3 separate regions of the Mus musculus genome follow, and regions 1 and 2 are each linked to region 3. Evidence: chromatin loops called from intact Hi-C (ENCODE). Cell type or tissue: left cerebral cortex. All regions are shown on one strand. Links, peaks and the distances in the headings refer to the core of each region. The heading gives the core; the rest is flanking DNA.

Region 1 (10,358 bases), core at 1,315-9,314, 140 kb after region 3:
CTAGGATCTCACGGTATTGAAGGAAGAAGAATGTGGGGGTGGCATGGTACTGGTAGAGTTAAATCAACAGTAAACGAGGGGCTCCCAGGTCATCTCCTTTATCCTATTAAAGCCTCTGGGAACTTTATTGACTCCTGACCCGTATCATGTCTTTCAGTCAATACCAAATCACAAGCTTTGCCAGACCATTCAGCCATCATGCAGAAGACCTTAAATGGTTTACCTGTTTCTGTTGCAACATTCACTGTCACAGACAGGCCACATTATTTTAGGAACATATTCTTTGAGACCCGTGTGACACACATAAAAGAATTTCTGAGGCTCAATTTACTTGCCTTGGTATTATGGATTTGGGGTTCCTGCCCTTCCCCCACAGATGTGCGCTCTAAACACTTAGGCTCGTTTTTATTGGAAGGTCCAGCTAATTCTCCCTACTTCCTGACTATGTGGTCATTTAGAGCGTCCATTGCTTGGCCACATCACAGCAGGGTTTTTTACTGTTGCTTTTACATTTAGTTAAAGAGACACCCTGAATCTCTCAGGTGCACGATAAGACCATGAGTTCTTGGGGGTGGTGGAAGGATAGTGTACATTCACAGTAAAAGCTCACTGACTTGAGTTCCAATCCCATTGCTTATTGCCTGTACAAATGAAGTTCTGAGGACCTTGGTGTCTTCAGCTACCAAAGCTTTAAGAATTTTTCTTGGGGCATTTTTATTCATAGTCATGTGATAAGAATCTAATAAGCAAGATTGAAAGTAGCCTCTTGCTCATCCCTTCAGACTTATAATTCCCCAGCCTTAGGCAGTGTTTGTGCTGACACCTCCTGTATACTTCTAGTTGAATGAGTGAGGGTGAACCTGTCATAGCCAGTAAATTATGAATGCAAACTTAAAAGTGTTTTCTTTCATCCAAAACTATATTTTAGAATTCATGGCCTCTAACTCTCAGCCTGATGCTCTGGCTACATTGGGCCATTCTTTGTGTAGTCCTGGCTGTCCTGGAACTTGCTCTATAGACCAGGCTGGCCTTGAACTCACAGAGATCTGCCTGCCTCTGCCTCTGAGTGCTGGGATCAAAGGTGTGTGCCACCACCATCCAGCATACTGTATTTTAAAAGAAATGGATGAGGCATGCTTTCTCTTCTCAGGAAGCTGCGGTCTGTCTGAGAAACGGCAGTTTCCACTTCCTTTCTGCCAATTTGATCCAAGCAAGCCGACCTCTTACATTGCAATTCGCAAAGGTCCGTCCAGTTGATCATTCTGATTTACAGTCTCCTTGGTTAGACATCCGCCCCTGCCTTTAAATGTCCTTTATGTGCCAGAGACTTCAACATTTATATCTAAAGTCTAGACTTCCAAACGTTCAGCCCATATATCTGTCTTTGAATAAATGCGCTTCCTTTACAATGTCTTTAACCCATCTGGAGCAAGCCTCTTTAAGCCTGCTCTACCACCTACAGTGGCCATCTGCATGGAGTGCCTGGAACCAGAGACGCAAGAGTTGTTCTTGTCCCCTGTTTTTCATTCCCTGGGTGTGCTACTTACATCCAGAAAATCACTAGGTCACATATTTGCAGAAGACACCTGGATCACATTCTTAAAGGCTGAGGTCAGGGGGATACAGTCATTAGCTTTCCCAGATGCTCCGGTGACACTCATGGAACTAAACCTGAGTGGATGGCCCAGCCTGGCTTCGTTCATGTATACATCCTAGGACCTGTTACCAGGAGGATGAAATAGGCCAAGAGAGATTAAGGCCAAGTTTAAATTCACCAGACACCCTCCTAGCTCAGCATAGATTCAGTCCCAATCCAACAATGGAGGTGGAGGGACAGCGGGGAGTGGCTTTCCAAATGATGGGATAGTGGCTGGAATTGTTACAGAGGCCTTGGAGGCTGTGCCCCAGAGAAACAAATGCCCATTGCAGGAAGGGAGGCTAGCCTGGCAGTGGGTAGAACAGACTGGAACTGAGAGAGGCCACTGCAGGGCTTGGGGGCTGCCTGAGTCCTGCAGTAGCCTGGGAGGATTGGACTCTGCCACACAGTTCTTCATTACTATCAAAGCTCCCTCAAAGGCCTCTGGCTGCCAACAGGCCTTGTCAGCTCTGGGGAGATACACAAGAAAGGGGAGATGGAACCAAGGTGGTCAAAGTTCTGGAATGCTCAGCTCTCATCTCGCTGTCTGTACATTGGTCATATTTTGTAGCCGAAGAGGAATTCTCATGGCTTCAACTTAGCATCTCTCTTCACCATGCACTTGGGGACAGAGAGGCTGGCAACTGACCTGTCTAGGCTGGTGGTGATTTCATTGGGTTTTGAGTTTGTGTTAGGAGAAAAGGGTTTTTTTTTGTTTTGTTTTGTTTTTTTTTTTTTTTTTTTGTTTTGGTCTTGCAGCCTTTAAATGTGTTCTCATAAAGCAACAACAACAACCCCTCTTCTGAAACAACACAGACAGCTGCTCTAATGCAAGGGCTATAATCTAGCTCTGCTGAGGTTTTAAATAAGTGTTAGCTTTCCTGTGCAGCCCTTACTCTTAGAGTCGCGATGCAGGAGCTTAACAAATAGTGATACTAAGAGGACAGAATCCAGATGAGATTTATTTCCTCTTTTACCTGTAGCCATTTCTTCTGCTGTGATCTTTGGTGAGCGTACGTGTGTGTGTGTGTGTGTGTGTGTGTGTGTGTGTGTGTGTGTGTGTGTGTGTGTGTGTGTGTCCAGGTGCACATGTAGTGTATGTGTGTGGAGATCAGAGGTCAACTTCAGCTATTGCTCATCAGGAGCCTTCCATCTTCTTTTCTGAGGCAGGTTTTTTTTTTTTTTACTGAAACCCAGAGCTTACCAATTTCGCTAGACTGGCTAGCCAATGAGCCCCAGGCCTGCTGGTTAGTTCTCTTTCTTAGCTTGTTAGAAACTTTGCCATCTGAGAAGCAAGAACTTCGAGTGAGAATGCGCCTCCATCAGATTGGCCTGTAGTCAAGTCTGTAGGGACATTTTCTTTATTGATGATTGGGGAGGGAAAACCCAGTCCACTGTGGGTAGTGCCATGCTTAGGCAGATGGTTCTGGGCTGTATAAGGAAGCAGGCCAAGCAAGCCATGGCGAGCAAGCCAGTAAGCAGCGTCCCTCCATGGTCTCTGCTTCAGCTTCTAACTTCTGGTTCCTGTCTTGAGTTCCAGCCCTGTCTTCCTTTCATGATGGACTATGTAAGCTGTAAGGCAAAATAAACCCTTCCCTCCCCAAGTTGCTTTACAGAAAGCCAGTTAGGACAGGAGGGATCTCCCTGTCTCTACCTTGCCAGCACTGGGCCTGTTTTAAACAATGATTTGTGGGGAATCGAACTTAGGCCATCATGCTTGCAAGGTGAGCCCTTAACTTACTCCCCCTCCCCCTCCCCCTTCCTTCCTTCCTTCCTTCCTTCCTTCCTTCCTTCCTTCCTTCCTTCCTTCCTTCCTCTCTCTCTCTCTCTCTCTCTCTCTCTCTCTCTCTCTCTCTCTCTCTCTCTCTCTTTCTTTCTTTTCAATTAATCCTCAGCCCTTTCAAGTCTTTTAAAGAATTCATGGCCTATCTATTAGTTTAATGTGGTTGAGGCAGATGTTGAATACTAACATCTTAAGACTGTAATTGAAAGAGCATCGCTTCTCTAGATCCTTAGGGAAGACTAGACGCAGAGCCCCTGGCCATCAGTAGCATCTGATGGATACGTGGGTGGTAAATTGAATGAGCAGAATCCATCATGCGTCGGAGAGTGGCTTCTGTAAATAGGAAATTAATGTGGCCCCCAGTGAGTCAGATCTGAAATAATGGTGGTTCAACACTGTAGACTCCCACACAGGTATTTAAGGAGGAAGTCAGCCATTCTTAACCCCTTTTCAAAATGTGAGGCACTAGAATGTGACAGGTGGTGACCCTGAAGCATTATCTGTCCCCTTCGGCTCATTTGCATAATGCATGCAGCAGCCAGGACAAATCCACATTTATCAGCTCATGTCCTTGAAAATAAAAGGGGCTGGCTTGTGAGCACTTAAGTGCAATTGTCTCTTTTCCTGTTTCTCAGACACAGAGCCTCCCACCCAGTGCAGGGCTCCCTCCTCTCCAGCTCCAGTGACAATGGGGCCCTGCGTAGAACTGCAGGGGGAACCTCAGGGGGCTTCCCTTCTGCATCCTCCTCACTACCCAATGCCTCCCCAAGCAAACCACACATCTCTCCCAATAGAAGACAGAAGGCTCCTCCAGCACATAGAAGTTTTAACACATTCTCTTTATGATTTTTAAAGAAGTATTTTACCCTACGGTGCCGAGCTGGTTAAAATTTTGTCAATTCGATGCCAGAGGCATCTGGGAAGAGGGAACTTCCATTGAAGAAAGTAGTACCTCCATCAGATTGGCCTGTGGGTAAGTCTGTGGGGGCCTTTTCTTGATTGACCATTGATGTGAGAGGCCCCGCCCACTGTGAGTGGTACCACCCCTGAGCAGGTGGTCCTGGGTTGTATAAAAGAGCAAGCCTAGCAAGCCATGAAAGGCGAGCCAGCAAGCAGCACCCCTCCATGGCTTCTCCTGCCTCTGCCTCCAGGCACCTGCCCTGAGTTCCTGCCCTGACTTTTCTCAGTGATGGGCTACAGGCTGTGAGAAGAGGTAGTCCCTTTCCTGCCCCAAGTTGGTTTTGGTCGTGGTGTTTATCACAGCAACAGAAAGCACTCTGAGACAAGTGCTGATGTAATTGATTGAACAGTGTAAGCTCCCAAAAGGTGGGACCAGAGGCTGAGTTGGGGAACTTGCTGCTTCTGTGGTTCCCCTATGAACACATCCCCTCCCCTCCCCTCCCCTCCCCTCCCCTCCCCTTCCCTCCCCTCCCCTCCCGTCTTCAATCACCTTCTCTCTGAGTTTGTCTTTGTTTTTGGAACCAGATGGCTCTCACTGCAGCCTTGGCCTGACCACACACACACACACACACACACACACACACACACACACACACACACACACACACACACTCACACTCTCTCACACACACATACGCACAGGGTGTGCTTCTTGGTCTCTTTCCCCTCCTTGGCTCTCAGCCCTGTGCTCTCCCACTTGCTCCCAGGTCACAGGTGAGTCATTTCTCCTCTCATTTTCACTAGCCAATTCCCAGGGGAACTCAAATTCCAGTGCTGTTGCAAGTACTGAGAGCTAAGTGTTTGCTGGCTTTATCCCTGTCCCCTGGAAGCAGCTGCTACCACCACCACCACCTCCACCATCACCATCATCACCACCATCACCACCACCTCCACTACCACAGTTATACTGTGCAGCTCTTGAGTACCCTTTGAGAAGATAGACGGCCTTGGTGTCCCTGCCTGGAAGTCCTAAACTAAGGGACAGTCACTTAAGTGCTTGCTGGGGGGTGGGGGGATGTCCTCTCTGCTCTGCCCTATGGGGGGCCACAGTCAACTCAGAGGTGAGTTTGAGCCAGAAAGCCCTGGGTTTGAATGCTGCTCCTGTATTCCCTGGTTGTGCAAAGTGGCTTCGTTCCTGAGGCCACATGGCTGAGTGTGGGGGTCAGCGTTCGAACTGGAGTCCTCGGGGCTGCAAGAGCTCTGTGGTAACCAGCTAAGGTGTGCACAGGCCTGGCGGTTGGAGAACTTAAACCCGGATGTGAGTCTGTGGGAGATTGGAAGCTGAGGGAGTGTGAGACCTGAGTAAGTCAGAACCGTCCTGAGTCACACAAGTGAGAGGCAGGGTGCACAGGGCCACACCGATGCACCAATGTGTGCCTCTGAGATGGAGCCCTTCCCTGGCTTTAGGGACACTAAAGGGACCTCTGAGTCCTGTTACCTGACTCTGTAATGTTGATACCATCGCTCCCGCTGCGCTGCCAGCGCCCCCTCTTATTCACTGCTGATACAGAAGTCCTTAGCACTGAGCCTTGGATGCTTAGTACTGGTAGCTATAGCCAGCGAGAGAGTTTGAACTTGGCCCTGTGAGAGTTTTATTTTAATCAAAGCCAGACAAGGGTTCCACCCCTCCTGCTTTGTACCAATCATGGCAGGTTCTGAAGTTGAGCTCTCACCAATGGGATGAGGCTCAGTCACTAGGGACCAGAGATAAAAGACAAAGAGCCTTCCCTTGCTAGTGAGGTTGATTCTGGTTCTAGTAACCCTCTTTGCAATGCTGGGGAGAGAACGTGCCCTTGTTTTAAATGGCAGTGGCTCTATTAAATGACTTAGCAAATCAGCGCTAAGTGTCTTAATCCTATGTGATGCCTAGCAACCCAACACTCTTCAGATGGTGTTCCACCCCATCCCCCACCCTCAACTGGGCTATACCTGTTGCCTTAAACCTTCCCTCTTCAAGCACCCCAGTACCCAACATCAACAACATCCTTCAGAGGACTTGAAGGAGGACCAGTATGTATTCGAACTTGGTGGTGAGTATGTAAGGTTTTGCACATATTGGAGCTGAGGTCTCTATTCTTATTGCTGGGGGTATTGGTGATTGACAGCTGTCAGTGGATCCCCTCAATGACCCTTTGTCTCAGAGCAGCATAAGTTTAAGGCCATTCCATCTCCAGGCTGCTAGCAGGGTTGGACAAGGCATCCCCATGGCTGCTTGGAAGTGCGGTTTCTCCGGTGCATTTCTGGGACCCCTCTCTGAGTATGATCAAGGGCAAGCTGTTCCATGAACCCTGAACACACAAGTCTCAGGGAATCCGACCTTATTGAAAGTCCCATATTATACTCTGGCATCCCAGCATTTGATGCCTGAACGTGAGCCTGCTCACAGAAGATGGCAGGGAAGGGTCCGGAAGCCACATGGCTATCGGAATACTATACGTGTCTGTGTCATTTACAGCTGTGTGATGTTTCATACTAATCTTGAGATCTCTGCTTCCTTATTTGGAATAGAAGTGTAATACTATAGACGGTGCTGATGGAGGTGACTTCCATCATGTCCTGCGATAGACTCTGGCATACTGCACCAGGCAGCGGTGCTTGTGGGTCAGGAGTAGCAGCTGCTTAGCACTTCTCTGTTTCCCAGTTTTCTTGGACTCCGTGAAATCACACTCTCTTGATGCACCCACTTTTTTCCCCACACGTATTCTCTGTTCCATTGGCTCCTCTTCCCACTCCACCCCCTAAATTTAGACCTTCTCCAGGCTGTGCTCTTTTCTCTTCACTGTCCCCCAACAACTCCCCTCCCCAGGATCCTCCACACCGGCACCCAGCAGCCTACCTGCTCCCTGGGGCCAGCGGGTAGCCCTGGTGGGTTAGTGTGTGTGGGAAAAGTGATGTAGCTCCCAAATGGATGAGCCCACTTTGTCATTTGCATAAACACCCATAGCATTTCCCTTTTGGGCTGCTGCAAAAGCCAGCCTGTGGAAGCTTTGAGAGTGTGCCAGCAATCTCATGGCAACCCTTGCCCTTGAGTAAGGGCACTGGGCAGCCCCTGAGCAGTGTGGCTGTCTGTCAAGGCTGATAATGGAGAGAATGTAAGAGGAGGCAGAGAGGTGGCAGCCACTGTTGAGGCACTGTGTGTGACAAGAGGCAGGTGAAGGGATGCTGGGGACATCCCGGAACAGTGAGCAGAGAATGTCATTGCTCTCGGGGGTTTTGTGTCAATTCTGCTAAAGACCTTAGATGTCAGGTGCTGACATCTGTACCCTAGAGCTCCAGGAAGGCACAGAATCTGTGGAAATGATGGGTGAAAATGGTTATTAGCCAGCGCCTGTTGCTATAACAAATTGTCTGAGATAATCAACAAAGAAAGCTTGGTTTTGTCTCCTGGTTTCAGAGGGGTCAGCCTGTGGTCATATGACCCCATTTCTTCTGGTTGTGGCATAGCAGCCCCTCATGTTGACAGCATTTGGCTTGAATGCCTGTTCATCTTATGGAGTCCTCAATGACTTGTGACTTGGTTTCCTTCCAGAAGGACCCATCTACCAAAGGTTTCACCTCCTGCTGTCTTTGCCACAGGCTGGCCCAAAGACCAAGGCTTTTTTTTTTTTTTTTTTGGTGTGGGGGGACATACCTCCAATTTGATGTGTAGCAGAATATGACTTTGAACTTCTGAACCTCCTGCCTCTACCACCTGAGTGCTGGGGTTACAGGTGTGGACCACCTTGCCTGGTTTACACAGTGTTGGGAATTCAGCCCAGGGTTTTCTATACAATAGACAAGAGCCCTTCCTGATGAGCCACATCCCCAGCCCAGGACTAAGCTTTCAAAATAAAGACCTTTGGGTGGCGTTGACGATGATTACAATGGGTCCAGAACTGCAGCTGAACAGGGCCGAGTTGTGGTGCTGTGTCCTGGAACACAGTAGGGCAGAGTGTCTATAATTAATGGTAATTTACTGCATTTCTCAAAATATCTAGAAGAGAGGCTTTGATTGTTTACAACACAAAGAAATGATGTATGTTTGAGGAGAGAGCTGTGCTAATTATCTCCATTCGACCATCACACACTGCACAATGGCACGGGGACACCATGCTGTACCTCTTAAATAGGTACACATGTTATGTATTTATTTTTAAATGAATTTGGATTGTGTTGATCTATAAAGAACCAGTGGGAAAAAGGAGGTTCTGTCTTTAGAGGCTAAAGAGTTAAAAACACAACTGAAGGAGAAAAGGGAAGGGAAGGGGAGAAGGAAAAAAAGGGGAGGGGGAGAGAGAGGAGGAGAAGAGGGGACAGGAGGGGAGGGAGAGGGGAAGGGGGCAGAGAAGAGAGGAGATGAGGGGAGGAGGAGAAGAGAGAGGGAAGGAAAAGATGCATGAGGGGAGAGGGAAGGGGATTGGGAAGAGGAAGGAGAGGAGGAGGGTCAGAAAAGAGAGGAGGGGAGGGGAGGGGAGGAAGAGGAGGAGGGGACAGAGAAGAGAGGAGAGGAGGGGGTTAGGGGAAGGGAGGGGGAAGGAAAAGATGCTTCAGAGAATGGAGAAGAAAAGAGTGGAGGGAAGGGGAGGGAGAGGAGGAGAGGGCAGAGAAGAGAGGAGAGGTGAAGAGGGAGGGGAGGGGAGGGGAAGAAGAAGGGAGGGGAGGGGAAAGTAAGATCTATTAGTCCTTCCTGCTCTCCTAGCACTTGGAGAACATTTCCTCTTTAGTTGTCATAAAGCCCCTACAAGGACACACATATTTGTAGTTTTACAGATAAGAGAACAGAATTTTTCCCTAAATCTTAGTAGGGTGTTTTATTTAGGGTTTTACTGCTGTGAACATACCATGACCAAGGCAACTCTTATAAGGACAACATTTAATTGGTGCTGGCTTACAGGTTCAGAGGTTCAGTCCATTATGATCGAGACAGGAACATGGCAGTATCTAAGCAGACATGGTACAGGAGGAGCTGAGAGTTTTACATCTTCATCTGAAGGCTGCTAGGAGAATACTGGCTTCCAGGCAGGTAGGGTGAGTCTTAAAGCCCACACCCACAGTAACACACCTACTCCAACAAGTCCACACCTCCCTGGGCCAAGCTTATACAAACCATGACAAAGGGTCTACCCCAAAGCCTGCAGTCTTCAACCTACCTCACCCCACTAGAGGAGCTGGTAGACGGGTGGGACATTCCAGTACCATAACTTCTCTTTTGGGGTTAGGGCATGGGCACATATGACTCCTGTGGGAGTCAGAGGACATTTCCCAGAGTTGGTTCTTTCCTTCCACCATGTGGACGTCAGGGACAGAACTTGAGCCATCTGGCTTAGAGGCTAGCACCATCCCCTCCCACCAGCCCCAGCTAATCTGTAACCAACCTAAGTTTCTATTCTCACAAGACGAAACCAACAAGGTGTGCCAAATGGCCGTGTTGATTTGTTTATAACACAGGCCAATGAAAATGTCAGAATGAATTCACACCCTGCCCCATCTCTCTAATTCTTTCTCCCTGTGCACACATACACAGAGAGAGAGAGACAGAGACAGAGAGAGAGACAGACAGAGAAACAGAAACAGACAGACAGGCAGGCAGACAGACAGACAGACAGACAGACAGAGACAGGGTTAATTAAGACAACCTCATTTTAACTTATGGTTCTATCCATTATGCGCCCAAACTCCCATTTGGCTTTCTCCCTTTACTCTGGTCTGCTGGTTCCATGTGTCCCTATCTAGGGTTTGTTCGTAAGTGGTTGAAACGTTTGCATCAGAAACAACCTGTTTGAAAGACTCCTCTGTGGAAACCCACTTGTGTGAAAGAGAAAAAAAGTCCAAAACCTTCCCACATCTAAGAACCGTGTTTAAATGTCCTGCCTTGGGGACCTCAGACCTTCCCACCCCACTGGCACTTTCACTTCCCAGTTCACGCCCTTCTTAGGTTCTGATGATAAAACACTTAATTAGGGTGTTAATTAGAACACAATTGGGTTGCTAATGCAGCAG
Region 2 (10,358 bases), core at 1,034-9,033, 84 kb before region 3:
GCTCGCCAGCTGCCTGTTTTGCATGGTATTTGCAAAAAAATGCCTCTTGCGTGAGGAATCTTTTACCTTTTTTTTTTTGTTCTTTTAAATTATTTGTTTGCAACTTTGGACCTCAAGAGGTCCCCACCCCTCCCAGTTCCTTCTTTTCTTAATTCTCTATTCTGTATGTTGCACCTTGAACCAGCACACAGGGCTATTTCTCCAGTGTACAATAAAGAACTCTTCCTGTGTCTACTCTTTCGTTAGCCTTGTTTCTCAGGGACTGGAATACAGAGATGGTGGCTTTGGCCTGTAGGATGAAACAGTTTGTGTGCGTTGTTGGGGGGTTATCAGCCAGTGGGCTGGATGGGTCAGGCTATCCCCTAAGAATGGCAGAGTCAGTGGACTTTGAATTTTGCAAATGGCTCCTTCTGGATTCCCTGAGGCTTGCTTGGGCCATCCTGTTGGGTTGGGAGGCCGCCAGTCCTGTGGAGACTGAAGCTGGGAGACTGGACTTGGGTTCAGGTTCTAGCTCTGACTGCCTTACTCTCGGAACTGGAACTTCTGTAAACATCACCTGCCTGATCTGCAGAGACCGATGAACTCAGCTGCTGCCTCTTAGGGTCAAGAAGAGGAGTATCAATCCTCGGCACACCAGAACCTTCCACATTGGGCCGCCGCTAGCATCCACTAAACATCCAACCCGAGACCCAGTTATGGACATACGTGTCTCTACCACTAGAGCCTACTGTTACATGCTTGAGGATGAGTCTGTTCTCTGGGGATGCATGGGGGGGGGGGGAAGTCCCAAAAGTTTCCAAGCACCTGCTGTACCTGCCTCTAATCACCCATTAGGAAAAGTCTGTTGGGCAGGGTGGGGAGGTAGCTCCAGTTCTCTTTAAACTGGAGGCAGTGATGAGGGGTTCAGGTTCTGTAGGGAGAGGACTTGGGAGGAGGGGTTTTGGCTCAAGGAAGAGGTCCTGTGTCCCCACCTCCTTGCCTCCTACCCCTCCCCCAACCCTTGGGATGTTTTGCATGTAGAAACCCCACTGCCTGGAGCTTTTAATGTGTTTGTTTTAAAGCTGTCAGCCAGGGAGTCACAACACAGCTCACAGTGACAGGAGCTTGAGTATGACTCAGACATCAGGTAAGAGTCCCCACGGGGTGGGGTGGGGGGACTGCAGAAGAGGAGCTCCAGGGGGCCCCAGGGAAAGGAGGGCAAATGTCTTATCCCCCTTCTTAAGTCTGACAGCCTCAGCAGGTCCCAGCCTGGGGTTCTTCATCCTGTGGTCATTACTGGGACTGATGGGGGAGCTGGAACTGGCAGTGCCCAGCCTGCGGATGCAAGCGGATGCCAACTTCATTTCCCCAGGCGCACAGTCCTCTTCTTGAATCTGGCTGTCTTCCCTCTTGACCCCAGGCACTCCCTTTTGGACTTGAAGGTCTATAGGCTCCATTAGAGCCAAGAAATGCAATGTACTGCTCCCCTCCCCAGAAGGCCGAGGGGGTTACTGGGGGAAAGGATTAGAGCTAGGGCCTGCTTTTTGTTCAAATAATAATCTGCCGAGAGGGACAGAGGCCAGGCAAGAAGGTAGCTTTAGGGATGTGGTTTCTGGTACTGTAGTCACTGAGTACCATCTCATGTGGTTGTCTCAGCACTTCTAGAAACCCAGTGACATTCACTTACCAGTTACCAAAGAAGCTGAGGTCTCAGGGAAGCAAGAAAGCTTTCCCTGAACACCAGACTCACAACAGCCCAGAAGAATGGGTGGTGTTACCTGGCTGCACAGTAGATAGCGTGTCTCAGAGAGGGTAATTCCTGCCAAGCGCCTCAGTTTGATAGCTGCAGAGGCAGGATTGGAACCCAGAGCCCACCATCTGGGATGAAGATGCAGACAGACTGGCTCTGTTCCGGCTTCAACGGTTGTCCTTCAGCCTTTAAAAGTCCTTGTGTTGGTGTGTCTTCCGCAAGCTCTGCCCATCTCCATCATCCTGCACAACTTGAGACTGCATCAGGGGTCAGAAGGAGGCAGTGTGTGGATGTGGTCAGCCAGCTCCTGGAGCTGCCCCGCGCCCTGGGCCAAGGCTGAAGGTCCATTTTAATAAGTGATGTATTAAAACGTTCCTGCTGGAGGCCACTGGGCAGCAAAGGCAGTGCCTGCCTCAGCCTGGAATGAGTCTGCCTTTCTAGAGACCTCCATTCAGTAGCAAGGAAAATAAATCTCTTAAATATACTATAGTATTGGGTGAGCATTTGTTGAGAAGGTACTTTGGGGACTCTGCAGATAGCAGATATACCATGTGCTGGGTATGTCTGAAGTATCTGGAGAGGGCAGCAATGAATATGGAAAAGGCTATTAAAAGATGGAGGTGGGGGAGGGTGACTCCAAACCTCCAAGCGTGGACCCGGAGCATCCAGGGCTGCGTCCTGCAAACTTAGCTCACTGAATGTTTTCAATAAGCATCCGTATGTATCCCTTGATTCTGCTCCTGTGGCCTACCCAGGCGGATGGGCTGCAGGAATATCAAAGGGATCTTTTCAGGGAGAACTGACAAATTACATTTGAGAACAGAGAAGCTTGAAGAACTCCTGTCTGCCACAGATGGAGGGATGATCCTGGGATGCCCCTGCAGGGAAGACAGCAATTTCTAGGTGTTCAAGGACTGGTGGCAGGTGGATTCAGGACTTAGTTGGTTTAGACTTGAACCCTTTTTCCTAGCTGTGAGTGGGGTGGGGGTGGGGGCATGACTTAAGGTCTTTGGCTTTCTGGTTCTTCTATAAAATAAGGATGGTAAGAAATATCAGGACAGGTTAAATGGGAACTTCTGTCTCCCCAGTATGTGGCCTGATACTCAGATAGGGTATGAGCATCCAGGAAGTACTTCCTATGTGTCAGGCAATGGGTGGCCAAAATCACTGGAGAAGTTCTTATAGTTCAGCATGTTGTGTCTTTAGCGTCTATACTCAAAGACAGACTCTCTTTGGGGGTGGAAAGGGCAGGAGACTACTTGAGGAGATGGGAATGGCTTGAGGGAATCAGTCTTCCTTTCTCGACCTCCATCAGTTTCCCAAGGTTCCTACATAAAGTCGTGTGCTTGCTCCCCAAAGGCAGTGTTTCCGGAAGCCACGCCCCCTCCGTTCCCCCCGCCCCCCGCCCCCCAACCCCCACCAGCACCCAGCCTGCCTGAAGTCTTCCTTCTTTGGATGGGAGCCATGGGGCTGACTTGTCAAGGGGAGGGATCAGCTTAGGCCTCTGCATAGGTCACTTCCTTAGACAAGAAGACCTCAGGCTTCATTTAGTGAGTACTGATTTCGTGCCTGCCTTGTGTTAACCTGGTATAATGAAGAACAAACTAGAGGCTTGTCCTGGGTTCAAAAATAATCGTTCTCCTCCAGGGATGTGAGACTGGGACAGAGGGGTTGTGCTGACAAGGTTTCTGTCAGCTTGACACAAGCTCTCATCATCTGACAGGAGGGAACCTCTGTTGGAAAAAAAAATGTCTCCATAAAATCCAGCTGTAGGCAAGCTCATAGGACATTTTCTTAGTGATGGATGGCGGGGGTGGGGGGGCAGCCCACTGTGGGTGGGGCCCCCCTGGGTTGGTGGTCCTGGGGTCTGTCTATAAGAAAGCAGGCTGAGCAAGCCATGGGGAGCAAGCTAATAAGCAGCATCCCTCCATGGCCTCTGCGTCAGCTCCTGCCTCCAGGTCCCTGCCCTATTTCAGTCCCTGCCTTGGCTTCCCTCAATAGACTGTGACTCAGGGTGTGTAAGACAAAAAAACCCTCTTTCCTCCCCAAGTTGCTTTTTTTGGTTATGGTGTTTCGCTGCAGCGACTGTAACCCTAAGACAGGAGCTTGGAGATTCTAAAGCAACACGCTTCCTTAGTGTTGGCGACAATGGGAACCTGGGTATGGCCTGGCACTCAAACCTGTGACCCACTTTAACATAAAATACCAGTGAGACTCTAGACTAGTTTAAGGTGATCTACAGATGGTGGGCAAGAAGACTCATCAAAGTAAAGGTACTGGCCCAAGAGCCTGAGAACCGGAGTCTGTCTGATTCCCCAGGACCTGCACAGGAAGGAGGAACCAGTTCTCAAAAGCTGTCTTCTGGATCTCACATGTGTGCTGTGGCATGCTTGTGCTCCTACTGTACAACAAAGAAATGTGATGATGATGATGATACCAGACAAGTTGGGAAAACGATGTTAAGTTGACATATATAACCCTGATTCAGTTTCTTCTATTCCTACCATGTGGTGCCATTCTGGCAAATTTTGTCCAACTGAGGAGTCAGTATGGCACCATGGCTGGTAACTAAACCCCACAGCTTATTTAGACTTTATTAGTTTTTATATAAGCCCTTTGTATTCCTGCATTCCACGCTGGAGGGCACGTTACAGTTAGTCAGCCTGCCTCCGCAGGAAGCTCTTGACTGGGTTAGTTTCTTAGACTTGCTTGCTGATGGAGCACTGGAGACCTGTTTTGTACACTGACCCCCCCCCCAAGTCAGTACACCTCCTTACAGTGTTGTGTTTTGTTTTGAGAACGTTCTCACGAAGCACAGGCTGGTTTTTGAACATAGTATGTAGTATGTGCTTTGTACTATGCAGTATGTAGTCCCTGAACTTCTCATCCTCCTGTTGTCACCTCCCAAGGGCTGGGATTACCAGCATGCGCCACAATTTCCAGGTTTTGAAGTCCGAGCATAAAATCTAAGGCCCTGTGCACACTAGGCGGGCACTCTCCCAACCAAGCTGTGTCCTCAACCCCCTTCAGTGAGGGCTGCTGTAATATTTTCCTCCCAGTGGTTGGAGTAGTGTGCTGGGTGGTAAGAACGAGGCAGGGAGTCCCATTCTCCACATCATATCAGAGGCACAGGTGAGAGAGACGATGTTCACGGGCTGCTGTACTGGCCTGGGTCGCTGAGACGGTGGGGGTCCATCAGGGTCAAAGAATTCCCTCCTTTTCTTGTGTGCACACTGCGTCTTCGGGGGAGGGGGGCAATCTCTGTGCAAAGCGCATATTTTAGGGGCAAGAGCACTTCCACGTCTTGAGATCTTCTGCACAGGCCGTCAAGGAAGCCATTGTCCAGTAGTTCCATGTCCAGCAAAGAGAGACAGGCACAAGTTCAGAGAAGCCATGAATTCCAGGCACACCACAGGGCTGGAGAAGACCCAGGATTTGCAAAATCCCCCACAGTGTAGTCAGATGACCGATAGATGGAGCCGTGCAAAAAAGAGAAAGAGAGAGAGGGAAAAAAAAGATTTTTAACAAATTAATAGAAGCGACTTCCTGCGGAGGAACTGTCATCCTGGTTAGAAACTGTGCAGCCTCTAATCTTTTTCTTGGAAACTCAGGCAGCTGCTCTGGTTTACACAATCTGCCTATGGGAGGGAAAGGGAACAGGGAATCAACCGTGCTGTCCTTATTCAACAGCAGAGAAGTCTCCTAAACCATATGCAAAAATAAATCTCAGGCAGTGCCTGTAACCCAGGAAACCTGGCAGCTGGACTGAAGCCTGCTGGGCGGCCTGGGGACAAAGATCTTAGGTCCAAAGACCCAAGCCCCACTGCAGAGGGACCAAGAGTCACAGACAGACAGACAGACAGACAGACAGACAGACAGACAGACAGACAGACGGACAGACATCCCCAGCCTTCCCCTCAAGTGTTCCCGATACACAGATTTGCCTGACCTTGGCACCCCTCATGCTGGAGGGTCTGTCCCTAACTCGGGGCCTGGGGGGACACCCCCAGAGTCTGGAACAGGGTCCTTGACCTAGAGGCAGCTGTTTTGAGGACAAAGGGTCACCAAGAGGGGAGGAAGTCACAGGGAGGACAGGCTGTATTGGGGAGGACCCGGAAGTATGCCCTGGGAAATCCTAAGAGAATAGCTGATGGGAGGGGTGGGCAGTCGATGAGGGGGGAGAAAGCAGACCGCGACAACCCGGATACAGCTAGGGAAAGAAATGCCCTGTGGGACGCAGCTGGGTGGCCAAGGGTTTCAGGAGTTTACCCTGGGAGGGTGTTTTATGAAGGAGATGAACTCAGTGAATTCATTAATTAAGTCCATATTCATTCAACAATTTTTTTTTTCTGGCAGGCAGAGAGGGGGCGGGGCTTGTGCTTGGCACTGGGGAGACAGTGCTTGCTAGAGGGAGGCCCTTTCCGGTCCAGAAACCACAGTGTCTGGTCTGTGACCTTTCAATGACTGAATTTCAAGAGGGTGGGGGTGGGCCCAGGGGAAGTGCAGGCAACCTCTAGGGGAGTCCCAGGGAGATCGCTGCCAGCGCCCAGCTTTTGAGTTTCACAAAGAGATCATGATTTCCTTCCTTTCGGCCAGGGCTGGCTGTGTGACCACCATCCCTAGCAAGTATATTTTGTCTCTCTGGGACTCGTTTCTCTATGTAAAAAATAAAATAAAATAAAATCTTTCCCCTCATTTCTAGTTGTAGACCAGTGGTTGCTCTGTCCTGTCCCCATTTAAATGTCTAAATCTTTTCAGCAATTCTCCTAGGTAGTTATTGTTTACAACCCCATTCTACAGATACAGAACAATGAGGCGCGGAGCAGCAAAGGCACCTGCCTACATTCCCACTGGGACTGAAATCCAGCTAAGTTTGGTCCCTTATGCGCATGGTCCCCGCAACCCCAGTGCACGGAGGGGGTCTCACAACTAGCTTTTTATTATTTGTTTATTTATCTACACGCGAGGCTCCCAGCCCCCGGAGCTCAGGGATAGATTGTGAAGTGTTCATCCTCAAGCGGGTTTGGGGGTGGGGTGGGGGAGGGAAGGCCAAGGCTCTACTAGGCGGTGAACCCTGGACCAGGCCAACCGGTTGCCATGGGGACGGCTGGGCGGAGATGTGGGCCAGGCAAGCAGGTTGCCTGGCCAGGGTAGTTCCGGGGAGCTTCCCTCCCTCAGTGCGGGGAGTGGCACCCGGGACTGTGCTTTCCTGGCAGCCAAGGCCACAAGAATTCTTGGCTCGCAGACAGGAAAGACCACAAGTCCCCTCCAGACGTCTGAGCTTTAGCGACCTGGCCCGATCCTCCGAGCTTGAAGGCTATCTTCAGTTCCTCTGTGTGAATTATTTACTGCATCTGGCGGCCTCCCCGGAGGCCTCCCTGCGGGCCCTCCGCCCTCCTCCCTCCTCCCTCCCTCCCTGCCTGCCCTCCCCCCCCCCCCCCTCGCGCGGTGTGTCTCCACTTTCTGGTTCTAGCAGCCTTTTTCCCTCACTGTCCAAGAAGTTTCCTGGGCTAGGCCCCAAGGGAAGCCCCGGGAAAGCAGCTTTCCCCTGTCTCCTTCATGCCAGAGGCATTGACTGCACCACTTGGCTCCCTATGAAGGCTAGCATCTTATTCTGTGGCATTGGGATGGTAATTCCTGTTCTGGATGCTTCCAGGACTGAATGCTAATCAGATCCCAAACGGTGATGCGGAGGTGTGTGGCCTTTGCATTGTATCGGAGCCTAATGTCACCATTACGTGCCTTTTAATTTCTGACATGCACCACAGCGCTGGGCATTCTGCATGTGTTTTACTCGCTTCGCCTAGCACTTCTACGACCTAAGGCTGCTATAGATTATCTCGACTTCAGTGACCTGAGAAACAGAGGCTTGGAGAAGTTGAGGAACTGTCCCCTGGAAGGAGCCAGAAGTGGAAACAGCTGGACCCGACTCATGATCTCTTCACCTCTATGGGCTTAATCCTGATTCCAAGGTTGCTTTTTCACCTGTGGCTCTTTGCTGCGGGCACCTGGAGTCTGTGTGAGCATTCGAGTTACATTTTGTATGTAACAATGTAACAGATGTCACTGCGCCAGTGAGTTACAATTCTCACAGCTGGCCTCGACACCTGCCCTTAGTGCTCCGAACACAACATCCACACCAGAAAGTCCAAAAGAGCTCCTGCCTTCCTCAAATTGCTATTGGTAGCAGAGAGGAGGTGGCAGTGTCTGAGACAGGAAGCAAAGGACAGACACCTGCTACATTTACATTTAAGACGAAGATAGTGCCTTGAATGATAAGGGCTGGCTGCACAGAAATGGCACTCTAGGGTGGCAGAAGGGCACAGGTAAAGTTTGGGGATCAGTGGGTAAAGGCACTCGTTGTGTGAGCCGGATGAGAAGGTGGGAAGGCAGAACCAATGATGCCCTCTAACCTCCTCTCCTGTGTGTGTACCAATCTGTCTCATGTATAATAAAAAAATAATTTAAGAGAACAGAGGTGGGACTGGAGCTTTTGGGAGGAGCATCCAGGAGCAGAGGACAGAGGCTTGCCTGAGTCAGGGCAGGTCCTTAGGGAAGTGATTGGGAGGAAAGGGGATGAGGGTGGATCACAGATGTTCTGGAGGGGTGAGGATGGATCACAGGAGTTCTAGAGGGATGAGGGTTGATCATAGGGGTTCTGGAAGGGAAAGGGTGGACCTCTGGGGTTCTGGAGAGATGAGGGTGGATCACAGGAGTTCAGGAGGGAAAGACAGTGGGTCACAGGGGTTCTGGAGGAGATGTGGGTGGATCACAGGAGATCTGGAGGGGATGTGGGTGGATCACAGGAGTTCAGGAGGGAAAGACAGTGGGTCACAGGGGTTCTGGAGGAGATGAAGGTGGCTCTCAGGGTTTCTGGAGGGGATGAGGATGGATCACAGAGACTCTCAAATAGAAGCTCAAGGGTTGGTTTGCTGTCCGTTGGTGTGCTATCTCCAGGGTCTCCTGTATCCCAGGGTGACTTTGTACCTATGCTGTAACCAAGCATCACCTTAAACTCCTGGCTCTACTTCCCAAGCACTGATAATTACAGTCACGCCCCACATACCCATTTCACACACTCTGGGGTCAACCCTTTCCGTATGGCTTTCATGTATGTCAGGTATGAACTCTAGCGATGCTATATCCCCCAAACCCTTGAAAGTCCTAGAGCAGTAGTTCTCCGTGGAGGCTGACTTGGACCTTCAGGGGACTTGTCAATGTTTGGAGACACTTCTAATGGCCACTAGGGGACACCGAGAAACATCTCAGTACAGGGACAATGCCCAAAACCAAGAGGCTACCCCCAATCATGTGCTAAACAAGAAATTCTGTCTAGGAGACTTTACAATGGGAATAAGGCCCTTGATCATGCCTGCTCAGACACAGGCTACTGTAACAGGCTGTCACACTTTGTGCAGCTATAACCCAAATGCCCACGTGGTTTCCTTCACCCAGTCTTTATATTTTCAATAGCGAGCCTAGTCTGTCATGGCTGATCCATCTCTCCAGCCCTCCAATTCTTATTCCCAGGGAAGAGTGCCTTGAAAGGTGGGTGTGTAGGGAGTGCCAGGCCCTGAGTTAAGCTGCTCACTTAGGGATCTTTGCAGTGATTCAGTGATGTAAACCCCATGTGACATTCAAGGAAACAGGCACTGTTAGAAGACTCTTGGGGACCTTTGTGCCTTGTTTGCAGCTGTCTGTAGAGCAGTGTCTACGTCCGTGTTTGTAGAAGAGGAAATGGACTTAACTCTGTGATTGCAGGGTTCACAGATCTCCTGTCACTGGGAAGAAATGGAGGCGCAGAGAGGTGGAGGGTCTCCTGGGGAGTCACACAGCAAGGGCCTTCTCCCTTGCTTTCCTACTGAACACCTGGGAGTGCCAGTTTCCTTGGACCATTGGGACCTGGCTCTGCCTCTGCTGCTGGCAGGGCAGGGCTGACAGCCAGAGGGACATTTCTGAGATGCTCAGAGGGTGACAGGGTAAGTCTTCCTGGAGTCCCAGCCAAGCAGGAAAGCGGGGAGCTCAGTCAGTGCAATGTGAGATTTTTGGAGAGATTCCGGACTTGACTCAGATGCCAAGCCGTCTCCATGCTGTGTTGTTTGGGTGGACATCTCAGCAAGTCCCTCACCCGCAGCAGCATGCAGAGGTGGCAGTCTTATTGTTACTTGTTGAAGTTTAGAGGAATACTCTATCTAAGGGAATCCACGAGGAGGCTGAAGACCAGCTATTCCTCTTGATGCCCCCATTAACTTGAACTCAGCGTGTGAATGGTTGGGGCTTACCATTTGCAGTCCCTGATCCTCATTTTGAAAACAGAGCCATAGACCTCAGCCTCAGAGGTCTGTTTGAAGAGCCATGATGATCATGGATGTCCAGCACCATCAACAAAATAAATAATAGACTCTGCTCTTGGATCTATCCCTAGGTCTGGGCTTTGGGGTGAAAAAGACAACTTGAGGGAGGAAGGTTTATTTCAGGGTCCAGGGGGTTCAGGTTCAAGGTTAGGGAAGGGAAGCTGGGCAGGAGCATGAAGCAGCTGGTCACACCCACAAGCAGGAAGCAAACAGGGATGAATGCATGCTTCTGCTCAGCCTCTTCTCCATCTTCAACAGTCCAGCATCCTACCTAG
Region 3 (10,358 bases), core at 864-8,863:
CTTCTCCTTCTCCTTCTTCTCCCTTCTCCCTTCTCCCTTCTCCCTTCTCCCTTCTCCCTTCTCCCTTCTCCCTTCTCCCTTCTCCCTTCTCCCTTCTCCCTTCTCTTCCTCCTCCTCCTTCTTCCTTCTTCTTCTTCTTCTTCTTCTTCTTCTTCTTCTTCTTCTTCTTCTTCTTCTTCTTCTTCTTCTTCTTCTTCTTCTCCCTTCTTCTTCTCCCTTCTTCTTCTCCCTTCTCCCTTCTCCTCCTCCTCCTTCTTCTTCCTTCTTCTTCTTCTTCTTCTTCTTCTTCTTCTTCTTCTTCTTCTTCTTCTTCTTCTTCTTCTTCTTCTTCTTCTTCTTCTTCTTCTTCTTCTTCTTCTTCCTCTTCCTCTTCTTCTTCTTCTTCTCCCTTCTTCTTCTCCCTTCTCCCTTCTCCTCCTCCTCCCCATCCCAGCCACAATGAGGGCTACTCTCAGTTATTAGCATGGTGGCCATCTTTACCTGTGATAGGCACAGGGTCTGGTGCCTCATGTGCATACTTATATGGAATCCTCAAAATGACCTTAGAAGCAGATAACTTTTTAGTAGTTTTGCTCTTTCTGTTCGTTTTGTTTACACCGATCTCGCTGTGTACCTCACACTGATCTAGAGCATGCTGTGCCTTAGATTCCTGAATACTGGGGTTACATGAAAACTGGGGTCACAGGCGTGCACCACACACCCAGACATTTTTGTTCTTATTTTACCTATGAGAACGATACTTCCAAGTATGGGTTAAGGTTAGTCTGAAAACAAAGCAGAGCAAAACAAAAACAAAAACTCTCAAACCTATCACCATCATAAGAAAACTTCATGCCAGCAGACACTTACTGCTTAATCTCTTAAGCTATAGTGCCTCCCATTCCTAGGAGCACAGAAATGAGTATGTCTCCTGGCTATAAGGATCCTGACTGCTCTCTGAGGGACATCAGACACACCCACCATCAACTGAACAGCCTAAAGAGGTATGTTTTATAAGAGATATAAAGTGAGGTACCTCAAGGGCCAGGAGAAAGACATCATTTGTGATGGAGGCTCTGTACACACAATTTTGAAAAAAACCAAAACCCCAAAACTATCCCCCAACTTTTGGGACCTAAAAGTCTTCTTGTCTTTGATTGTCCAGAGTCCACTTAGTACAAGGGAAGCCGGGCTAGCTTCACACTCGCAGAACCAGGTGGTCTTGGGGCGTGTACTTCCTGGGCTGACCCATATTGGTTTCTTTTGGGAAAGGGAAACAAGGTGGCTGGATTCTGTGAGGGAAAGATCAGTTGCAGGCAGAGCTGAGTTTTCTTTAGGGTCCTGACAGGCTTGCTGCATTTGCCAAGAGTGGTGGAGGAGGCCCTTGTAGTAAAGACCCTCTTTCCTCATTGGCTGGATTATGTAGTAAACTGCAGTGCTGGAAGGCTGGTCGCCTGTTGTCACCCTTCCCTGCTGCCTCTCAAGGGAACCTCAGGGCATCTGTGTGGGCCAAGGAAGAGGCAAGATTGTCACCAGTCCATCAGGAGTGCACACAATTTCTGGCTAGCCGGATGACCCTTCCCTTTGCCGCGTGAGGGTTTCAAGAACACATCTGGGCCTCCAGGTCAGAAAAAAAAATGGGCCAGCAGTTTCAGCCTGGCCTCTTGCCGAGAGCAGCAGCTGGCCTCCTTCCCCCGAGCTGCGGCAGGCAAGAGGGGGAGCCGAAGGATTGGAAGCTGTTTGGTCTGAGTGTAACTCCCACCTTCTGGCAGGCTCTCAAGAGACTGCAGCACAGCAGCAAGCGTGCCTTTTGAAGGTTTCTGCGATAGGAGACTTAGGTTCTTTGGCTGGGTGACTCACGGCTCAGGTTGTCTTCCAGGAGGCGGCTACATGGCCTAGCTCCAAGAGCTTACACTTGACTGGCGGCTTCTTTGCTCATTTTGACAAATACTTTTTTTGATCTCCTCTGGAAGGATCAGGGCCCTGTGCTGGGAAGGGACCCCTTGGGAGAGGACCACACAGGTGTGGATTCTGCCATCATGGCAGCGAAGGGCAGATCAACTGCACTCCCATGGCCACTGGAGGAAATGTAATTATAGAAAATTTGGGGCCCTCCTCCAAAGAAGCAAGAGCTATGAGAAGACTGAGGTGACCTGGGGTGTCACAATGGTAGTGTTTTTGGACAGTTACCTGGTGTCGGAGGGGCTAAGCTCTATCCTGAGAACGGCTTGCAAGCTTGGTCATTGGAACCCATGTTTTCTCAGTCATTCCTATTGGATGGCTTCCAGGGCCACGCCCCTTCTGTTTACTGACACCCATTTCACCCTTACCCTGGCAGGGAGTGGCGGGGGGGGGGGGGAAATCATTATTTTATGGGTTGGGAAACCGAGGCACAGAAAGGCTGGGTGAGCATTCTGATGATATATCGTTAGTAAATAGTGAGGTGAGGGCTTGAACCCAGATGCGTTGCGAAGGGATGAGAGTTCCCAGTGGATGGAACAGAGGTCACGGAAAATGCCTAGGGACTGGAAGTGGGCAGAGGGTTCACAGAGCCAGACTACGCATGCGGCTGGGCATGGAGCTCTAGGAGCGCAGGATTGCGGCAGGCCATAAGCAGGCGATGTAGAATGTGCATTGAGATTTTCCTTGAGTTAGGATCTTGCCTAAAGGAGCGCTGTAGGGCCAGATCCTGGCTCCATTCTTCCACCTGCGTATACCCAGCTTAGTGTACATGACCTGGCATAGGTAGCATCGGGGCTGTCCAGCTTTCACCTGGTAAATGACTGAATAGGGAAGGCCAGCATCAGCCTGCTGACTTCCTCTATTCCCACTGCCGCTCAGTTCCCAGGGCAGGTGTTGACTCTGTCCCTGGAAGTCCAGCTTGGCCACTCTTGGTGGAGCTGGAACTGTACCTTTCTCTTATGCTTCCTGGATGAGTCTGGTTTTGGCCAGCTGCCTCTAGGCACCCTGGGAAGCCAGTGGCAGTGGCAGCAGGGGGTTAGGGTTCTGTCCTTCAGGCACTTCTGGGGGCACAGCTGGAGCTCATTGCCTCTGGTAGTCTCGTTAGTATCTCTTGGAAGAAAACATCCTGGGCTGGTTCACTGGTCCCTCTCCTGACTTAGGGCTGTAGGCATCAGTTCCTGGGCAAAGTCTTGGCTGTTCTAAACACAGACTGGATCATAGTCAACTTTGAGTTTTGCATGTTCTCCTGGAAATCTGTTGAGAATCAATAATCAATCAATCAATCAATCAGTCAGTCATTACTTAACCAACCAATTAGCTAACCCAGAGAAGAGCAGGAGAAGCAGTCGGGGGAATGATGGGAGGAGATGAATCAGGAGAACCCATGGAGGGAGACTGACAGTGCAGCTGTGGTATAGTGTGTGTGTGTGTGTGTGTGTGTGTGTGTGTGTGTATGTGTGTGTGTGTGTGTGTGTGTGTGAGAGAGAGAGAGAGAGAGAGAGAGAGAGAGAGAGAGAGAGAGAGAGAGAGAGAGAGAGAGAGAGCATGGTACTAGGTAGAGGCTGAGGGAGAAAATGAGGCCCACAGAAGGGATGAGAGAGTTCTCCTCGGGTCAGCTCTGGGAAGCAACAGCACTGAGAGTCTGACTGTGGCTCGCACCCCTTATACCAGTACTTTGGAGAATTCAGAGTTTGAGTATAGTCTGGGGGCTGCTTTCTGGTGAGACTGTCTCAAAAAAGAGAGAAGGAAGGAAGGAAGGGGGCTGCTTTCTGGTGAGACTGTCTCAAAAAAGAGAGAAGGAAGGAAGGAAGGACAGGGAGTCAGGCGGGCAGGCCCTATACTGGCTATTCTTGACGAGTTACAAGAACAATACAGCCTGTAGCTGCTGAGGGAGGGGGGCAGCAAGCTTCCCACTTCTCCCCCATGGTTCAGGGGTTCAGTTGCTCTGAGAACCCCTGAGCTGTTTCTCACCATCGAGGGGCACAATCGATCATGGCTACGAGAGCCACTTGCGTCTAGTTTTGATTCCTGTTATTGCCGTGTACAGGTGGGGTGGTGTTAGGCAGGTGACACATCTCCTCGAGCCTCTGGTCCGCCATCGGTAAAGGTGAAGCACGGGCTGTGCTTCCGACATGATAGGACTGCGCGTTCCACTTGAGATGCTCCAGGCTAACACCTGCTCAACACTTGGTTTCTGCCTGGATGCCTGGTGCCCTCATCTGTCAGAAGGAGGCTGGGCTTGATTCTGCTGGCCTCTGTGAGGTTAGAGAGATGGGATGAGCTTTGTCGTGGTGGGAATGCAGACCAGGGTCCTGGTACCCATCACGGTGCTCAGCAAGGAACAAGAGCAAAAGGAAAACCACTTGAAAGAGTAGGTTGAAAAGAAAAAGGATAACAGGAATAAGTTAGTGAGGAGAGATAAAGGGAGAAGGGCGGGAGCAGGGAAGAGAGGGGAAAATGGGAAGAAAAAGAGAAAGGAAAGACAGAGAGGCGACAGGTGAGGTAAGAAGATGAGGGAGGGAACCTTAGCTCACGTCTTCACGTCGACCCCTACTTCACAGTACCGACACCCCTCAAGTCTGCCTCCTCTCCCCTTCCTGCTCTCTCTCTCTCTCTCTCTCTCTCTCTCTCTCTCTCTCTCTCTCTCTCTCTCTCTCTCTCTCTCTCTCTCTCCCCAACATCACCCCACCAGGCCTTCAGAGCCTCTGGCTCTTACAAAATATTCACTGTTCTCTCGACTGTTCTGCTCTGCGCTGCGACTTAGGTGCCAAGAATGGCGGACTCATCAGAGGTAAAACATGTCTAACACGAGGCACCGTGGGGACTGACTCATCGCAGGATGCTCTTTGCCCCCGTGCTGGGGTGCCGGAGCTGGCTTCGCTGGCTGGGCTGAGTGTGCCCACATGCTCCTGGCTTTTGGCAGAGGGTGGTGGTAGTCCCACCCAGAGGTTCTGACTGCAGCAGAGGCTACATTGGTTTGGAAAATGGAGTGACAGCAGGGGATCAGAGAAGCCTTGGCTGAGGTGGAGGGACACGGCTTCTGGATGCTGAGGGAGGTGAGAGGTGGGCCAGCTGGCAGAGCTCTGGCTCCATTGAGAATTCTGGAGCCACCTATGGGCGGGTCCTCAGGCAAGGTCCAGGGGGTCTGGGGTGGGGAGGATTGGTACAGCTGTTGGGGAGGGAGAGGCAGACATTCCAGGGGAGTCAAGGCTGGCCAGGAAAGATGCACAGAGACATAGAGACAGAGGCATAGAGACAGAGACATAGGGACAGAGGCATAGAGACAGAGACATACAGACAGATGCACAGAGACAGAGACAGAGACATAGAGACAGACACATAGAGACAGATACACACATAGACAGACACACAGGGAGACAGAAACAGATACACCCATAGACAGACATAGACACACAGGGAGACACAGAGACGTACAGAGTGAGACAGACAGACAGACTCCCCCCACAGAAACACACATACGGGGGGGGGGTAACTTTTGTAGACTGAAAGGTAAATGCCAATCTCCAAGGAGTCAACCAACTGCTTTTTACTGCACACCTACTGTGTGCCAGGTCCCTAGGAACCTCAACGTATTCTGTTCTCACACTAGCCTTCTGCCAGAGACATCAGTACTATCCAGCGCCCCCTTCTGGCCTCCATAGGTACTAGCTACACATGTGGTGCACATGTAGCAAAACATCCAAGCGCATACAAATAAATAAAAATCTTAAACGTTCGTTAGAAAGCAGAGTTCAGGGAGGAAAAGTAGTGTTTAAGTCATGTATTTTTTCCCCCAGACAAACATTTATGTTCAGATTTAATTTTTTATAGTTTTGGGATTCCTGGGCATAGATACAGGCTAGGTCAGAGCAGAGCTGCATTGAGGAGGTGGTGGGTGCACAGAGGACTTGGGGTCCTGCCAGTGCATTCCACGGAGGATGGCAGCCTTCACAAAAGGCTGGCTGATGTTCCTGGCTTCTGGCAAAGGGTCATGATCTAAACCGGAGTTTCTGAGATGCCCTGTTGACCCTTTACCTCATGCTCAGAAGGGAGGTAGTTCTGTTGACCCCGCCCCGCCCCATGCTCAGAAGGGAGGTAGTTCTGTTGACCCCGCCCCCGCCCCATGCTCAGAAGGGAGGTAGTTCTGTTGACCCCGCCCCCGCCCCATGCTCAGAAGGAAGGTAGTTCTGTTGACCCCGCCCCATGCTGAGAAGGATGGTAGTTTCCGGAGGCATCACTGTCTCTAAGAACCTGCCTGGCAGTCAGGTCATCTAGTTCCCCCAAATCTCAGCAGGTGTGCCATTTATCAGGTAGGGCCTGCTGAGGCCCAGCAAAGGTGCTGGACGGCTTTCTGAGTTCCTCTGTTTTGAGGGCAACTCCGCTCTTTGCATAATGTCAGTCGCTTTGCACATTTTTTTTTTTTTTGGTTCCAGGTCATATAATTCTATCCCCTGAGCATAAATAATGAACAGCGATTGCTGGTACCGCGGTCGCCATGGCAACATCATCCCAAATTTCATCCTAGAGGGGCTAAGAGAGGCCTGTGGTGAGGGTGGGGGCTGGCCTGGATGGGACTGGAGTCCACTAGGCTTAGGACGTTGGGATTATATTATCCGGATGCCCTTAAGGAAGCCCCGGGGCTCAGCTCAGAGCTGAAGTGTCACCAGTGACTCTCGGCTCTGTCGCTGGGCTGATGCTCCCATATGAAGAGAGGCAGGATCCAGGCTGCTGTTGCTCCTTTTTTAACCTGAAGATATGAGGCAGAGCTGAGTCCTGTGCAGGCTGAGCCATCTGACAGGGGGAGAGCGGCTGCAGAGAAATTGTGTCAGGCTCATTTGAAGTTCCAGGCAGGGAGCAGGAGTGTGGAGGCTGCAAGCGGTGGGTGACGGACGGGTTTGTTCCCAGCCGTCACAGAAAAGTATCTGGCAAGGAGCTGGACTAGAATGGGGACCAGAGGTGGGAGGGGCTAAGACTCCTGTGCTCCTAGGCAGGACCAATCTCTGACCCTGCCCCAGGCATCTCAGAAGAGCTCTGTGCTAACAGGGTCTCACCTGTTGCTAGGAAGGACACCCGTTAGCTGCTCTAGGCTGGGAGGACAAAGCTGGGACAGGAAGTGTCCTGTATGCAGGATGCTGGGGGTGGGTGGGAGGGGGCAGAGGCTCTTTCTATTTTTTTCTCTCCGTTTTTTTAGAGAGGACTCTGTGAATCAGCATGTCTTCTCTTTTCTTTTGCGTTTTGTCTCTTCTTTCTCTCCTCATGCTCCATCTTGATTCTTCCTACCCATGAATGTCTCCCCTCTTCTCCCTCCACTCTTCCTGTGGCCTCCCTCTCTCCTCTCCTTTCTCTTGCCCCCATCAGCTGACCAGATAGATGCACAGCAGTTCTCCCTGTCACGTGCCACAAAGCCAATCTTAATTAAAATTAATTAATTAGTTAAAAAAACCCACAGGGCTCCTTCTACCTCCCAGCCACCATCTGGGCCTACCCCGATTTGTCCATAATCTAAACATCAACCCAAGGGAAAATTACAGGAAAAAAAATTCATTTGCTCAAAATACCCAGAGCTAAGCAGACACGCATTTAGGCCAACACTTCCCACACTGGCTAGTGTTCTCCAAGGCCTGAGTTGGGAGAGGCCACTGAGCTGAGCTGCAGGAGGCACAGACACCGGAACCTGCCTGAGCAGGTTCATATCTCTGTTTTGTAGCACACTGGACATGTGACTCTGGGCAAGTCTTTTGTTATCCTGTGCTTCAGTTTTCCTTCCTGCAAAATGGGAACGGTGATAGTACCTACTTTTTAGGAGAGTGACGGTGCCTAGCCCTTAAGGAAGGTTCACTACATGTTATCTATTCCTACAAATAATCCATGGGAGGAAGATTGGGAACAGTGAATACTTCCTACCCTTATTTATTTATTTATTTATTTATTTATTTATTTATTTATTTATTTATTTATTTATTTATTTAGTCGAGACAGGGTTTCTCTGTATAGCCCTGGTTGTCCTGGAACTCACTTCAGGCTGGCCTCGAACTCAGAAATCCGCCTGCCTCTGTATCCCAAGTGCTGGGATCAAAGGCGTGCGCCACCACCGCCCAGCCGCTTCCTACCCATTTCTTAGAAATAATAAACACACACAGCAGCACATCATAGGGCTCGGAGGTCCTACGGGCAAAGATCCATTTGGCTAAGTTTACCTCAATCCTAAGACTTACTTTGGCTGCAGGTACCCCTGTTTCTTCTTTGTTCACACCTGTCACAGGGCATTCCTGTTGCGGAGGCCATAGTTTGAGATAGTTGTTCATTTGTTTGAGAACCTGGTGCATGAGACCAATGGAGAAAGCAGTTTTGACTCACTAGACGTACTTGGGACCAAATAGACTCTGTGCCAGATTTCCCCTTTCTGACCACAGGGCGCCCACGGAGGTCACAGCTAGGCTCAGAGAAAGGAAACGGGAACGGTGTTCTAAAGGTCACGCTGTCACCTAGAGGGAGACTCAAGAGTGTTCTGTAGTAGCCGGGCGTGGTGGCTCACGCCTTTAATCCCAGCACTTGGGAGGCAGAGGCATTGTGGATTTCTGAGTTCGAGGCCAGCCTGGTCTACAGAGTGAGTTCCAGGACAGCCAGAGCTACACAGAGAAACCCTGTCTCAGAAAAACCAAAAAAAAAAAAAAAAAAAAAAAAAAAAAAAAGAGTGTTCTGTAGGATTTCCAGGCCAAGGCTAACCCACCTTATCACTCTTCTCTCCTTTGTTATTAAATAAACACAATTCCCTCCCTTCCTTCAAGACTTCGGCTCAGAAAGGGATATGAGAAACCCCTACCTTTCCCTGCCTGTTGGTTTACTTTCTAAATAATTGAATTAATTAATTTTTTTTCTGAGATAAGGTCCCATGTCTGCCAGATGGCCTCCAATGCACTGTATAGCTGAAGATGGCTTTGAACTCCTGTCTCTTCCTCTCTGGTACTAGAGTGACAGTGTGTGCCGCCATGCCCAGTTTACGTGGTTCTGAGGATCAAGTCTGACACCTCTTGTGCATAGTAGGCAACCACTGTACCAACAGATCTATGTACCCCGTCCTATTTTTATTTTTTAAGGCCCCCCCTAAGTTGCCAGTGATGGATTGCCCCTACAGCCAAGGCCTTCCCTCTGTCCGTGGTGCTGAAACACCACAGTTCCCTAGGTAGGGGCCTCCAACCCCAGATCTCACTGAAACCGTTATGATAGAATATTCTGGGTCTTTGGAGGAGGGGCATTCCACTTAATAATATGTCTCCAAGACTTCAAGTCTCACACTATGATCAGAATCCTTGGGGTTCAGTGCTTGTCTCTGTATGTTGAAAGATCTTTTAGGGGTTATGGTTTAAAACTCCACTACCTTGATTGGTGTCTGTGCTGCCCATCTCCACCGCCATGGATCACCGTTTGCCAGTGACATTTATTTCATATGAGTGGCTAAAAGCACAGATCTGTGGGCTGTTTCCTTAGTTTTACAATCGCAGTGCCTTATTCACATCCTGGGAACGCTTGGTCCCATGCGTGTGGTCCTCTGAGGCCCGCAGGAGCTAAGGGAGGCAGCCTTGCTCCGTTGCTCTCCTTGGCCTCCAGGCCTAGTGATTGGCAGCTGGAATGTCCTAATTTTTCTCATGCGTTCCTGGTCCCCATTGTGCACCGTGTGTGTTCTAGAAGGTGCTAGGTTGGTATTGATCATATGCTCTTCTTCCCCCTGGGACAAGAGGGAAATACTCTTCCATGGAGAAATTTATAGTGAGCAGTCTACTACTAAGGATACCATAAGATGGGGCCAGCGGGATTCAAGGCCTGGGAGGAATCTGCCCATCTCTAATGCTGCGGAGAGCAGTGGATTTCTTTTACCCATCGGTCCTGTCTCAGCCTATGATTTGATATCCCAGCACAGGTACCTTTGAGGCCATGAGGAAGTATAGAGAAGTGGTTACAGATCCAAGCGTTGGAACCAGGCTGGGTTCAAACTGTGCCTCTGCCTTTTGCTAGCACTGTGCGGTGGATGGAATAGGAATGGCCCCCACAGTTTCAAGTTTTGAATGCTTTATCTATAACTGGTGGAGCTGTTTGGGGAAGGATTAGGAGGTGTTTTTTTGGAGTAGGTGTGCCACTAAGGTTCTAAAAATCCACATCAGGCTCAGGCTTTCTCTTCCTGACTCAGACTTTTGGATGATGTATAAGCTCCCAGCTGCTGCTCCGGCACGGTGCCTGCCCGTGTGCTGCCATGCCCCCACCTTCTGAAACTGTAAGATCCCAAATGAAATGCTTTCTTTTTCAAGTTGTCTCTGACATGGTATCTCTTGGCAGCAATAGAAAAGTCACCAAGATTCTCTGTGAGCTTGGAGAACCGTGTCAACTTTCTGTGCCCCAGTTGTCTGATGCATTTAATGAAG

The links. Hi-C counts contacts between places; a loop is a spot of excess contacts. Peaks named below come from ENCODE experiments on the same cell type or tissue, not always from the same donor. Only the 100,000 strongest peaks of a DNase experiment are listed, where the experiment ranks them.
Region 1: it touches region 3 in a loop (4-fold over the local background); 3 of 42 quality-filtered maps call a loop at or near these places.
Region 2: it touches region 3 in a loop (4-fold over the local background); 5 of 42 quality-filtered maps call a loop at or near these places.

The regions. Positions count from the first base shown.
Region 1 is chr4:138,678,876-138,689,233 of GRCm38, forward strand. The region is part of intron 1 of Gm32770 (a long non-coding RNA gene); the gene reads left to right. Among named protein-coding and RNA genes, the nearest start is that of Gm32770, 6.5 kb to the left of the region's middle. In left cerebral cortex, for the core only: no CTCF peak of the experiment used is centred there; DNase peaks (open chromatin) are centred at 1,446, 5,240, 5,900 and 7,137; H3K27ac peaks cover 4,529 bases.
Region 2 is chr4:138,457,911-138,468,268 of GRCm38, forward strand. It overlaps Camk2n1 (calcium/calmodulin-dependent protein kinase II inhibitor 1), which reads left to right. Exons shown (of 2, transcript NM_025451.2): 2 at 1-2,216. Among named protein-coding and RNA genes, the nearest start is that of Camk2n1, 7.9 kb to the left of the region's middle. In left cerebral cortex, for the core only: CTCF peaks have their summits at 5,200 and 8,991 (motif pointing right); DNase peaks (open chromatin) are centred at 1,061, 1,294, 2,087, 2,361 and 9 more places; H3K4me3 peaks cover 323 bases; H3K27ac peaks cover 6,693 bases.
Region 3 is chr4:138,541,658-138,552,015 of GRCm38, forward strand. No RefSeq gene overlaps it. Among named protein-coding and RNA genes, the nearest start is that of Gm32549, 50 kb to the left of the region's middle. In left cerebral cortex, for the core only: a CTCF peak has its summit at 5,596 (motif pointing left); DNase peaks (open chromatin) are centred at 1,774, 4,803, 5,592, 6,774 and 1 more place; H3K27ac peaks cover 4,978 bases.